Linked DNA regions of Mus musculus: region 1 is linked to region 2. Evidence: chromatin contacts called from ENCODE Hi-C data. All regions are on one chromosome and are shown on one strand. The core of a region is the stretch at or near the end of the contact, and the rest is flanking DNA. Distances in the headings are between cores, read along the strand shown.

What was found. Hi-C counts contacts between places; a loop is a spot of excess contacts on that map.
Region 1: a loop to region 2 is called in a map of T-helper 1 cell, with 70 times the contacts of the local background. The contact joins two enhancer-like sites. A Hi-C loop is called at or near these places in 3 of 37 maps with a recorded cell type or tissue (T-helper 1 cell, T-helper 17 cell and regulatory T cell).

Annotation. Positions count from the first base shown.
Region 1 is chr6:145,991,425-145,997,441 of GRCm38, forward strand. The region is part of intron 2 of Gm32838 (a long non-coding RNA gene); the gene reads left to right. Among named protein-coding and RNA genes, the nearest start is that of Gm38928, 17 kb to the left of the region's middle. Within about 2 kb of position 1,272, at least 1 of the 3 ENCODE cell types and tissues checked has a DNase peak (open chromatin) inside an H3K27ac peak, as active enhancers do.
Region 2 is chr6:90,494,030-90,499,934 of GRCm38, forward strand. No RefSeq gene overlaps it. Among named protein-coding and RNA genes, the nearest start is that of Klf15, 34 kb to the left of the region's middle. Within about 2 kb of position 1,687, at least 1 of the 3 ENCODE cell types and tissues checked has a DNase peak (open chromatin) inside an H3K27ac peak, as active enhancers do.

The sequences.
Region 1 (6,017 bases), core at 22-2,521, about 55 Mb after region 2:
TTACAAAGTAGACAAGAATGCAAACTGTCATTGATACATTTTTTAACAAGGCATTTTTAAAATTTTACATTTATTTATGTATTTATGCATGGGAGTGCATGTGTGTCACAGCATGCATGTGGAGTGGATATCAGAGAACGGATTGTATAAGTTGCTTTTCATCTTTCACCATATGTGTTGGAGGGATCAAACTTAGGTCACTGAGCTTGACAGCAAGCACTTTTACCCACTAGGCCATCTCACTGGTTTAATAAGAAATGTAGGGGCTGGAGAAATGGCTCAGTGGTAAAGAGCACGTGTTGCTCTTCCGGGGGAACCTGAGTTTGATAACCATCACCCACATGACAGCTCAAAACCATCTGTGACTTTATTTCCAAGGGATCTGATGCCCTCATCTGACCTCAGTGGACACCAGGCACACACATGGTATATGGAATTACATGCAAGAAAAACCCTCACACACATAAAATAAATGTTAAGACCATTAAAACAAACATACTTAGAGTGTATCTCTCCTGGTCTCTCTAATAGGATCACCTAATTGAAAATTCAAACTTTCCTAAGTGGCTAGCATTCACACTGTCTTGCCTCTAAGGGACATGCCTTGGTGCCAGTTGTAAAAGCCTTCTCCAAAGGTCCCTGGATTGCCGCATTGGTTGGTGGTGGGTCAGGACGCATGGCTCCCAAGTCTGCATTCTTCGCCCCTCTGTTTTTTGTTACTAAAGTACATGAACCAGTGCTCACAGTCACATCCCTGGACAGCATCATTTAATAGAATGGGGTAGGATTTCTTGGCTCTATCAGAGGCAATGCTATGGGAAGAGGAAGGGCCACATCTAAACCCTTGCTTGATTTCTCGCTCCTAGAGAAAGCCGGCAGCCATCTTGGATGCACTCTGGGTTCCCTTACAAACATCCACAGTTCTATTCAAGTTGTAGAGCTCGATGCCTTAGCACTTTTCCCATTTGCCCCCCACCCCCACCCCCATGCCCATGCTCTTCTCTGCTTGCAGCTGCTGTTGGCTTGTGTTTCCAAACCGAGGAGTCTTGCTGTTGTGTCCAGACAAGCTTTGAGCTCCACATTCTGCAGCGTCCGCCTGAGTGGGTCTCCAGGGGCGAGCCACACCACAGCAGCTCCCAATCCCTTTGAATGCGGCACTCTTGCAACTGTGTTTCCCTTCCTCAGAGTCACCTCCTCCAAGCCGACCTCAACTAGCGCAAGTTCTGCTCGAAGGGAAGAGGCCTCCCCTTGCTCCCCAAAGGTCAAGGAAGAATAGCTGCGAGCTCTTCTCTCTAGTCCAGCGAGGCGGGGCCGGAGGGGGAGGGGCAAATGGGTGGCTAGGGTGGGGAAGGAAGAGGTAGAAAATATAAGAAGGAAATGACACACGGGAACATGTTTTTGAAACGATGCTTAGTGCTCTAGCAGAGCTGTCAACTCCTAGAAAGCAGGACCAGGCCTGTACTGGAGAGACAGGAAAGTGGGAAAGGACCATGTCACAGAAGGATGAAGGCTACTGCCCAACCGCAGACAGAAACAAGAAGCTACCACTCCCACTGTCTGCGTTTGTTTATAGCCTCTGCTTTTTCTTTATGACACACATATAGAAGACGTGGTGATGGAGGTAGATGAAACACACAGATACCCAGACTGAGAGAAAACATTTATTAAACTTTTAACCTTCATCCCCAGCTTATAGGAAGCAGAAACACCCAGATGTTGTTTAAGTCGGGGAGTTTCCAGCTTTGCAACTGGCAGAAGGCCAGGCACACCGTCAGCGCGTGGGAGAAAGTGGGTTCTTGAGGCTGTGTCAGAAGTTCCAAGTTTATGAGGCAGTTACAGCTGGATTTAGCTGGTATCTACAGGCTTAGGATCTAATTGTTTCTTTACAGTGCACTTTATCTCGATACAAGTGCACGCGCTAAATCGAGGGTGGTGGCTCTGTTTTCTTAATATTTTTCTGTTTTACATTTTTTTCTCCAATGCAATGATGATACTACAAGCTTCTCTTGGGCTCTACCACATCTGACAGGGCTTAGAATACTGTGGGTGTGTCCTGAGAGGCCCAGGGCATTTTACCGTGTATATTTTGAAAGACATCTTGAGCTTAGACTCTTTTTCCCATAGGAGGACACCCTGGACGACTCTTCTCTAGAAAATGTAGACACCAAAGAATACTGAGAGCTCACACAACTATTTCCAGCTGTGGGATTCTGGAAGACCCATGCTTTCTCCCAAGCCTTGATGTCTCTTTTCTTTTCCCCATCAGGTTGAGTAGAGCACTATTGCCTCCTTCCTTCTTTCCTTGGGGACCATAGCTGGAGGAAGACTCTATCCGCAGACCTTGCACGTCTTCTGAGAACAACCAAGGGAGGCCTAGGTTTCATGCCAGGAAGAACAGCCAATGACCCATGCCCCAGCTTTAGGGTAGTTACAGCATCGCCAAGTGTCAATGTCTGCTCTGCTGCCCCAAATGAAGAGCCCTACACCAGTGGCTCATGCCAGAAATTAGAGCTGAGCCCTCACAACTCTGTAGGTAGTGAGTCTAAGATCCTGATGCCAGCCTGCCGGTTTCTTTGGCAACCCCTCTGCCTGGCTTGCAAATGGCAGCTGCACCCCATTTCTCTGCACAGTCTTCCTTCTTTGATATCTTCTCCTGTAAGGGCTCCAGTCATATTGCATGAGGGTCCCTTCATGACCTTATTTTAACTCTGCTGTTTCTCTAAAGAACCTGAACATGTGGCATCGTAGAGTCAGATGTCAACAAACATGAATCAAGACAGGAATTGGTAAACCCAGAGTGACACTGTGTCAACCGCTCTCAGAAGGCTGGGATCTTTCCGTATCCTGCAGCCCCAGGCTACGGCTGATCCAGTAGTGCCCTTCTCACCTTTTTTTTTTTTTTTTTTTTTTTTTTTAACAAAACTACCCATTTCACCAGCCTTTCTGAGAGTCATAGACCAGTTGTCTCTAGGATCTCAGTCCCTGTGTGTTGGGATGTGTTCTGGAACAATCTTCTTAGAGCCTCCAGCATTGCCAAGCTGGTGCTCAATGTGCTTCTTCATCTGGAATTACCTCCCCTGGTGTCTTAGTCAGGGTTTCTATTCCTGCACAAACATCATGACCAAGAAACAAGCTGGGGAGGAAAGGGTTTATTCAGCTTACACTTCCACACTGCTGTTCATCACCAAAGGAAGTCAGGACTGGAACTCAAGCAGGTCAGGAAGCAGGAGCTGATGTAGAGGCCACGGAGGGATGTTACTTACTGGCTTGCTTCCCCTGGCTTGCTCAGCTTGTTTTCTTATAGAACCCAAGACTACCAACCCAAGGATGGCACCACCCACAAGGGGACCTCCCCCCTTGATCACTAATTGAGAAAATGTCCAACAGCTGGATCTCATGGAGGTATTCCCTCAATTGAAGCTCCTTTCTCTGAGATAACTCCAGCCTGTGTCAAGTTGACACACACCACCAGCCAGTACACCTGGTTATCCTGTGTGGGGAGCGGGTGTGGCGGCAGTCCCAAAGGCGCCAGGGACTGCAGCTAAGTCATATGACTTGCACCTGACTTCCTCATATAAGACACAAACATCTTGAGTGCTGGGCAGGTGTACCAGGATACAGGTGAATCCAGTCTGATGGAGATTTGCCCCTGCTGCCCTGATTAGCTGAAGCTGCGTGCCTGGTGAGGTGGCGTGGCCTGCTGTGCGTGGATGGGAACTGAGAGTATAAAAGAGTGAGAGGCCCAGGGTTCGGGGGAGATATAAACAGGGGAGATATAAACAGGGGAGATATAAACAGGGGAGATATATGGAGAAAGAAGAAACAGGACTGAATAAACGTGTGCAGAAGGATCCTGTAGCAGCGTCGTTCTTCCTGGCCAGTTGGGCGCGCGTAACAGTTGGTGCCGGAAACCCGGGAAGAAAAACTCGGGACGGGACGAGAAGACCTGGGACGAGAAGACCTGGGACGAGAAAACCCGGGAAAAGAAACATCTTCAGGCACGAGTGAAGACCCCCTGCTACAGGGAGGATTCAGAACTGCATAACGGGGAAGAAGTGGTTAATAAAGGTTCCCGTAAAACAGACTGTTGAGAAGGATCCGGCGTGGATTCAGAACTCTTCAGCTGGGGAACGGTACTGATGAAGAGAAAGAAGAAAGATGAAGACTGAATAAACTGCTGTTAGAAGGACTGGTGGTCGCATCGTTCTTGCTGGTCGAGAGCAGGCGTGACAATTGGTGGCCCGTACGGGGAACCGACTCCCCCACCGAGTTCAGAACTTTCAGCAGTCAGTGGTTGCCGGCAGGGTAAGTTCACGGTGAGTGAAACTTGCGACCCCAGGAGTTTAGGAAGGACCTCGATAAAATAGAGGTGAGCATAAAGTTGCCAGGAAGTAGGCACAAAGTAACCCAGGAGTTTGGGAAGGACCTCGGATAAAATAGAGGCAAGCATAAAGTTGCCAGGAAGCAGGCACAAGGTAACGAAAGGTTCCCGGCTTTGGGACAAGTTAAGGTTCCCGGTTTGGGGACAAGTTAAGGAACTATGATAACCTCAGTGTAGTGATCAATAGATCCTCGCTGTGTAGTTATGCTTTTTTCTCCCATTGACCCTTTGTGGGTAGGTCTGATAGTTTTGGTCTTGCTTGTTCTGATATATGGACTCTGTTACTGTTTGAATCAAGAGGCAGTCAAGACAGGTCAGAAAATCCTTATAGAGCAACAAGAAAGTATGTCGGAAGAGGAGAAGGGCTTAAAAAGAAAAAGGAAAAAGAAAGGAGACACAGTGTTATCAGGTGGACAGAAAGGACAAAATAAAAGAGCTGAGGCGGAGGAGGAAGGCGAATTAGCTTCTGCTCCCCCTCCCTATGCCTCCTCGTCAGCCATCTATGGGCAGACCTTCTGTCCGGAGGTCTGGAAAGAGGATAGATTCTCCTTGCTGGGATGTCCTATTTTCACTGATCAAGCTGAATTTGCATGGGATAGAGATATGCTGCTTGATCAAGGTAGATTTGCACAACAACAAACAGGATATCCACTGCAGGTGTTTGAGCAGGTGAATCAGATTGCTATAAGGGCATGGAAATCATTGCCCAACAGAGGGGAAGCTAGTGAAAACTTGACTCTCATATTGACTCCCCAGATGGACACACAGGTGATTGAGGTTATGGTCTCATCACCACGAGGTACTGTGTCCATCTCCCCTGGGGATCGACAGGATCAGGTGTTGACGTGGGCGAGAGGGTCTGTTTGTGTGTTTCCACAGGACCAGACAGAACCTCTTTTCGTGCCGGAGAGATTGGTGAGACGCTGCAAGAATGAGGCTCCTGATCCAGTTGCCCCTGTGGATGTGGTGGATATTCCCACAAGCACAAACGATGGAGCCGAGATGAGAGATCCTTTCGGTATTCCAGAAGCCGATACCAGCTCGACATGACATTCAAATTTTTCCACGCTTTTTGATCCCTGAATTCCCCTTAAAGAGATAGCCCCGCTGGCCATCTATCCCTTGCTTCAGGGAAGATGAGCGGGGATGAGAGCCCTGGGATGTGTGCTTGTTATAGTGTGTGTGTGTTTTGTGTTGGGCACATGTGTTAGGTGCAGAGTGTGCGGTCCGCACTTTCGCCATGGTAGCATAGGCTTTTGCTGCAGTGGAGGCGGGACAATCTCCTCAGATTCGGTTTGCCGCTCTAAAAGAAATTATGCTGCGTTATGCCGTGGGGTGCGAGGCTAAGCACTGCACAGAGGATAGCTTGCTGTTGGCATCCTGTGGAAGGCACGTCTGATTGCATGAAGGTTCAGTGTCCTAGTTCCCTTCCCCTAGGAAAAACGACACGGGAGCTGGCCAAGACCTCTCTGGGTGATGAGCCTAAGGGATGGTTTTGTGTAGGGCCCCTATGCTTGCACACTGGGGATCAGACCTCTACCTTCACCCATGAGGCTTGCTTGCAGCAATTAAGATCTGGCCATAGATTAATCAACATCCTGGCCTTTTGATGCACCTGCCACAAGCAAAACACAAT
Region 2 (5,905 bases), core at 437-2,936:
GCATTTGAAATGTATGTAAAGAAAATATTTAATAATAAATAAATTAATTAATTAAAAAAAAAAGAAAGCAGGCTGAGCAAGCCATGGGGAACAGGCCATAAGCAGCACGCCTCCACGGTCTCTGCATCAGCTCCTGCTTCCAGGCTCCTATCCTGTTTGAGTTCCTATCCTGACTTCCTTTGATGATGAACACTGATGTGGATGTATAAGCCAAATAAACCGTCTCCTCCCTGAGTTGTTTTGGTAATGATTTGCACCAGTAGCAGCCTAAGCCACCTTCTGCCTGAAATTCTCTTGGCCATACCAAGCCTGTTCCTCTTTTTTTCCCCAGCTCAACAAAAGGCCGTGAACCCACAAGCCGTTTTAGTATTTGCTCCAGTGTTCCTGCTGACTCTGCCTTCAAAATCTCTTCTCAAGCAGGCCTGTCTCATCATCTTCATTACTAACTATTCACACAGAGAAAAGACATCTGAGCCCCTAAATCTCAAGTTAGCTCACTCTTTGCAACCCAGTGGGCCCTGGCCCTTTCCCCATGGCCCACTCTCCCGTCCTGCTGCCACCTGCATGACCGCTCACACATTGCCCTGTGTGCTGCTCCACCCCGCACCTCCTTCCTGTTCCATGTGTGATTTTCCTAGAAGTTTCCAGGAGTGAGAAGATGGCCATAAAACTTGGTAACCCAGAGGCTGAGATGGGTTCACACAGGAACCCCTGCTTTGTCCATAGCAGTAGAACTTCTACCCATACATGAGGGTAAGTGGGAGCAAAGCCCTGTGCAATCCTGGGTAGCTGTGCACAGTGAGCCATTAACTAATGTGGATCCAGCAGGGCAGAATGGAGTCTGCTCTGAATGCTGGGCAGTCTGGGGCAGGAGAGAAGAGTCAAACTTCTGGGTGGAATTGAAGACTAGGGGGCAGGGGACAGCAGGCCCAGAGGAGCAGGAAGAGTAAAGTCTTTATGTGGTTTTTAGGGTATAGAACAGCAGTTCTCAACCTGTAGGTGCTGACCCCTTTGCCACACTCTGTCGATGATTCATAAGAGTCGCAAAATTACAGTGATGACATAGCAATGAAAATAATTTTATGGTTGGGGTCACCACAACATGAGGATCTGTATCAAAGGATCACAGAATTAGGAAGGCCAAGAAGCACTGGTATATAGAGGGAATGAATCAGGACTTTCAGTGCTGAGACCCAGTTCTTCTTTTGTGAGACTGAGCTAAGCACACAACAGTGGTTAGGGTGTTGACCAGCATCTTAGAGCCAGGGACCGTGGGTCCCTTAAGGGAGGTTCCCATGCGCAGACTGATTGTGGTGATTGAGTCTCAAGTGGGGGACAGAGGCTCCAGAGCAAGCTGGAGTTTGTGTTGGCTCCACACCAAACAGTGCCTCTTTCTGTAGCCCCAGTAAAGCTCATACAAGGGGCTATAGAGGAAACAGACAGGGGGGGGGGGGCGGACTAAGGAAAGAAGAAAGCACACACAACAAGTAGCTGGCAAGAACACCCCTGTCCCACCACAGCAGAATCCCTGAGGGATGACAGGAGCTAAGCCTTAGCCTCAGGAAGGGCAGGGCCTCTTCAAAGCATTCTCTCTTTGACACTTTGGTAGCCCAGGACTCAGGCCCTCCTTCGCGCCAGCCTGAGCTCAAAGGCGCTCTGTCTCCCCCCCAGGCCTGGGGTTGAGAGCCAGGCTCAAGATAATGAAGTAAGTGAGCTGGGGGCACCCATTTGGAGCCTCTCTTTCTCTGGGAAAAGGCAAAGGGGCCATTACAGGGAGGCAGACTTATCAAGTTCACACAGACTGCGAGTGACTCAGCCTCCCAGCTGGGAAACTGGGACTCTCTCCACAGCTCCCAATACTACCCTAAGTCTTCCCACTGCTTCACTGGCCACAGAGGAAACCCTGGCCCCAACTAAAGGAAGGGGACTAAGAGTTTTGGTGACAGAGGTGTCATACAAGAGTCCAGAAGGAAAAGCATGGTAAAGAACATTTTACCCCATTTTCCTCACAAAAGGAGAATGTGGACACTTAAATATCTCAAGGAAAAATAATTTTCTAAAGAACTGTCAAGTACCCAAGATACTTAAAATGTAAATAATGTAGAACCCAAGAAATCTCACTTCCCAGCAAAACAAATATAGCAGAATATGAAAATAATCCCCTGTGACAAAATTAAAGACCACTAAAGAATGTGGCATGAATCATTACAAAATTGATCAATGTAACTCACTAGATTACTAGGCACAGTGAGAAACAGACAATTGTGTTTATGAAACAAAGACAATTCTTATCAAAGCCAGTCATGTTCCCGCTGCATATAAAGAGTCCCCGTGGGCCCAAGGGTTGCAGCCTGGATCTCCAGCTGTGGATGCTATTTTGGGAGGTGGTAGAAATACTAGGAGTCAGGGCCTAAAAGCAGGAAGTAGGTCACTGGGGGCATGCCCTTGGGCTGCATCCTGTCCTGGCTTCTCTGTTCTCCTTCCCTGACTACCATGAAGTCAGCTCCCATCCACACCACCAGGTTAGACCCACCTCACTTCAGCCCCAGAAAGTGCAACCAAGAGGCTGCTCAGTCTTCCGACAGTAGAATCCAAGGTCTCTTCTTTCATGTTCCCAGGCCCGGTATTTTGTCACGTGATAGAAACCTGCCTGGGACAACTAGGAGTCTGTCCTACCCCACAGAAATAAGTTTGTGGGCATGCATTCAAAGTTTTGAACTTGATCGTGCAGGGGCTTGAAGCATACTTCCACCCATTACACTATGGGGTGGGGGGAGGTCAGAACAACACGCAGAACAGTACAGGTAGCTCTGGACTTGATCCAGTCCCGTCTCCTAGCTGTGGGTTAGTCTCCTTTAGTGCTCACCATGCTCCAGCTTCTTTAACCTTGGGTCACGATGGAACTTGGTCTTCAGTGTTACCAGGAGGACCAAACCACCTTAACGTGTGCAAAGGTTTTGCCTTGTAAAACAGCTCAGTGATTGGTCAGCATTCAATGGAGTCACGTTCCTTCTGGTACAGAAAAAATTTCCTGTCTAATCTTCATAGTGTATCAGAGATCCTAACCAATGATGTTGCCTAGAAACTATCAGAGATATAAACATTAGCAGTAGAGGTGAGGATCATTTTTCCAGGGGGATGCTTTCCTCCTCTTCTTCCTCCTCCTCCCCCTCCTCCCCCTCCTCCTCCTCTCCTTCGTCCTTTCCTTCCCCTTCTCTTCCTCCTCTCCTTCCTCCTCTCCTTCCTCCTCCTCTTCTTCCTCCTTTCCTTCTTCCTCCTCCTCCTTCTCCCTCTTCTCCTCCTCCTCCTCCTTCTCCCTCTTCTCCTCCTCCTCCTCCTCTTCTTCTTCCTCCTCCTCCTCCTTCTTCCAGAGTTAGGGATCAACTAGTGAAAACTACTAAAGCTAAGAAATGTTCAGCAGGAGTGGGAGAGAAGGCTCAGTGATTAAGATTGCTTTCTGCTCTTTCAGAGGACCTGGGTTTGGTTCCCAGCACAACTGTGGCAGTTCACACCCATCTATAACTTCAGTTCTAGGGCATATAATGCTCTCTTCAGACCTCCATGGCCACTGTACATGCATGGTATACAGAGATAAGTGCAGACAAAGCACACATAAAATAAAATTTTAAATTATCTTAGAAGTGTTCCGTAAGTTCAAAAGATTCCTTCTAAAATACCAATAAACATAAGACAAAAGGAGAGGGGATGTAAGTTCTGCTCCAGTGACAACAAAGCACAGAAATGAGCTGAGAAATAACTGAACGTAGGCAGGTGAGGCAGCTGGTGAATATGCTGGTCACCAAACCTTGTGACCCAAGTCTAAACCCCAGAACCCATATGAAAGGAGAGAGCCGACTCCTGAAAGTTATCCCCTGTCTTCCACATGTGACATAGCACACACATACACACCCAAACAAACAGACAAACAAGTGTAAAAAGTAAATATGAAACCCTGGTTGGTTGTGTGGAATGCAATTTTAAAGACTTTGTTGAGACAGATCTCATCTTAAGTTGAGACACATACACATTTTTAAACACCAGCATCTAGGCAGAGATACAGATGAGATCCCAAGACCCAGGGGTTAGAAAACCCCACGCCTAATCCCACCTTCAGCAACCTAGAGACGGCAGGACATATCCTCAACAGGTGCAGCATTTCCACAGCCTCCTTGAGGTCTGTAGCCCCCCCCCCCATGCGCATGCGCTGTAACCCCTTATTTATAAAAAAAACCAGGGCCGTCTCTTCCCTCACTCTTTTGCCTCCCACCCTGACTTGGAAGCAACCTCTGCATCCTCTCCCTTTTCCGAAAAGATCTGTTACCTGGTGTGACTTTGTCTTCTGCTTAAATCGTAACACTGGGAGATGATCTGTTCTCATAAACATTAACCAGGGAGTCCATGGTAGAGTTAGGATTTGAACCTACCTTTACACTCTCACATCTGGGCTCCCTCGGTCCTGTTCTGCATCCATTAGTCTTAAGTGTTTCTGGACCCCTGTTCCTTGCCTGACTCTAGGCCAGGTCTGTCTGTCCTTTGATGACAGACACGAGTGCTCATGTTCACCTCTCTCCTAGATGGCTTCAGGCTCTTAGGGGAGCTACCACCCACCCCCTCCACTAAGTTCAAACCAGTTTCCACAAAGGCCGCCAAGGGTGATATACAAGTCTCTGGTGTCCCTCTCATTATCCACCAGCATGCTTCCTATACACTGTGAGGTAACCAGTCTTCTGGGGCTGAGAGAAGAGTGGGGAGAGTGGGGGCAAAATGGAAGCAAGGCCACACCCACCCTGGATGCCGATCTCACCCAGGTGTGGCTCCAAGTCTCCAGCTTCACTTCTGTCTCCCTTGGCAACCACACAGGTTTGTGGAGCAACCAGGCATACACACACACAGCCTGCATTTCAACAACATCTCCCCTCCAATTACACCAGGCTCTGAAAATGCACATTTGGCTCATAACTATCTGTCAAAAAAAAAAAAATGCCAAGCTGAGTTGAACTCACAGAGAGGCAAAACTCACACAAAACTGACAACAGCTGTAACAGCCCTAATGAGTCCCTTTTGATATGAATATTCATCATGGTTACCCTAAGGACCAGTAATGACTGAATGGTATGCTGTCTCCAGCCCAGGAGAGAGTGTTGCACATAACGAGATATGTGGGTATGTTCCCCAAGGATACCTAGTGGACCCAAGAGTCTTAGGAATACCCGCCCTGACCACTTCCAGAAGTACCTTCTACCATCCACTCCCTCTTGCCTCCTCTCTTTCCCTAAGGACTGTTCTGTTCTCAGAGAGTGGAGACATACAGAGCTCGGTCTGGGATACTGTATGGGAGGTGAAGGGGAGACTGTGTCACTTTAATTAGCAGGGGTGGGACATAGAGAGACATGAGGAGGGAGAGCTCTTAATGTGGGAACTCTTGCAAACAGTCAATGCAGTTACAGGTAGAATCCCAATGAGAGGGGACTGGACCTTCTGTGCCGAGAGGTCAGATGTTCCCAGGCAGGGCATGCTTCTGAGCATCCCTTCTGGGATGAACAGTCTGAATTGAAGATCAAGAGGACCACTCCATCAGACCAAAGAAAGGAGCTGGATTCCTCAGAAGTATTAGTGCCCTGCAAGTTAATTGATCTGCAGTGGATTTCTCCAATTGTGACTAGTGCCAATCAGATAGCATGCTTTCCTGTGTGTGACTATGCAAAAGTTTATCAATTAGAACAGACTGACTATAATAAGTAGCAATGTTCTATAACAAAATGCACACAAACATGGTCTCACTCTACCTCTGAAAACGCCACATTGTACTGTCTCGTGATGACAGCGTGAGAAGAGGCAGGGCCTTGTGCTGAGGCAAATGAGCTAATTGACTCTGTCTGGAGGCTGGGTGCCCAGTGCAGCAGAA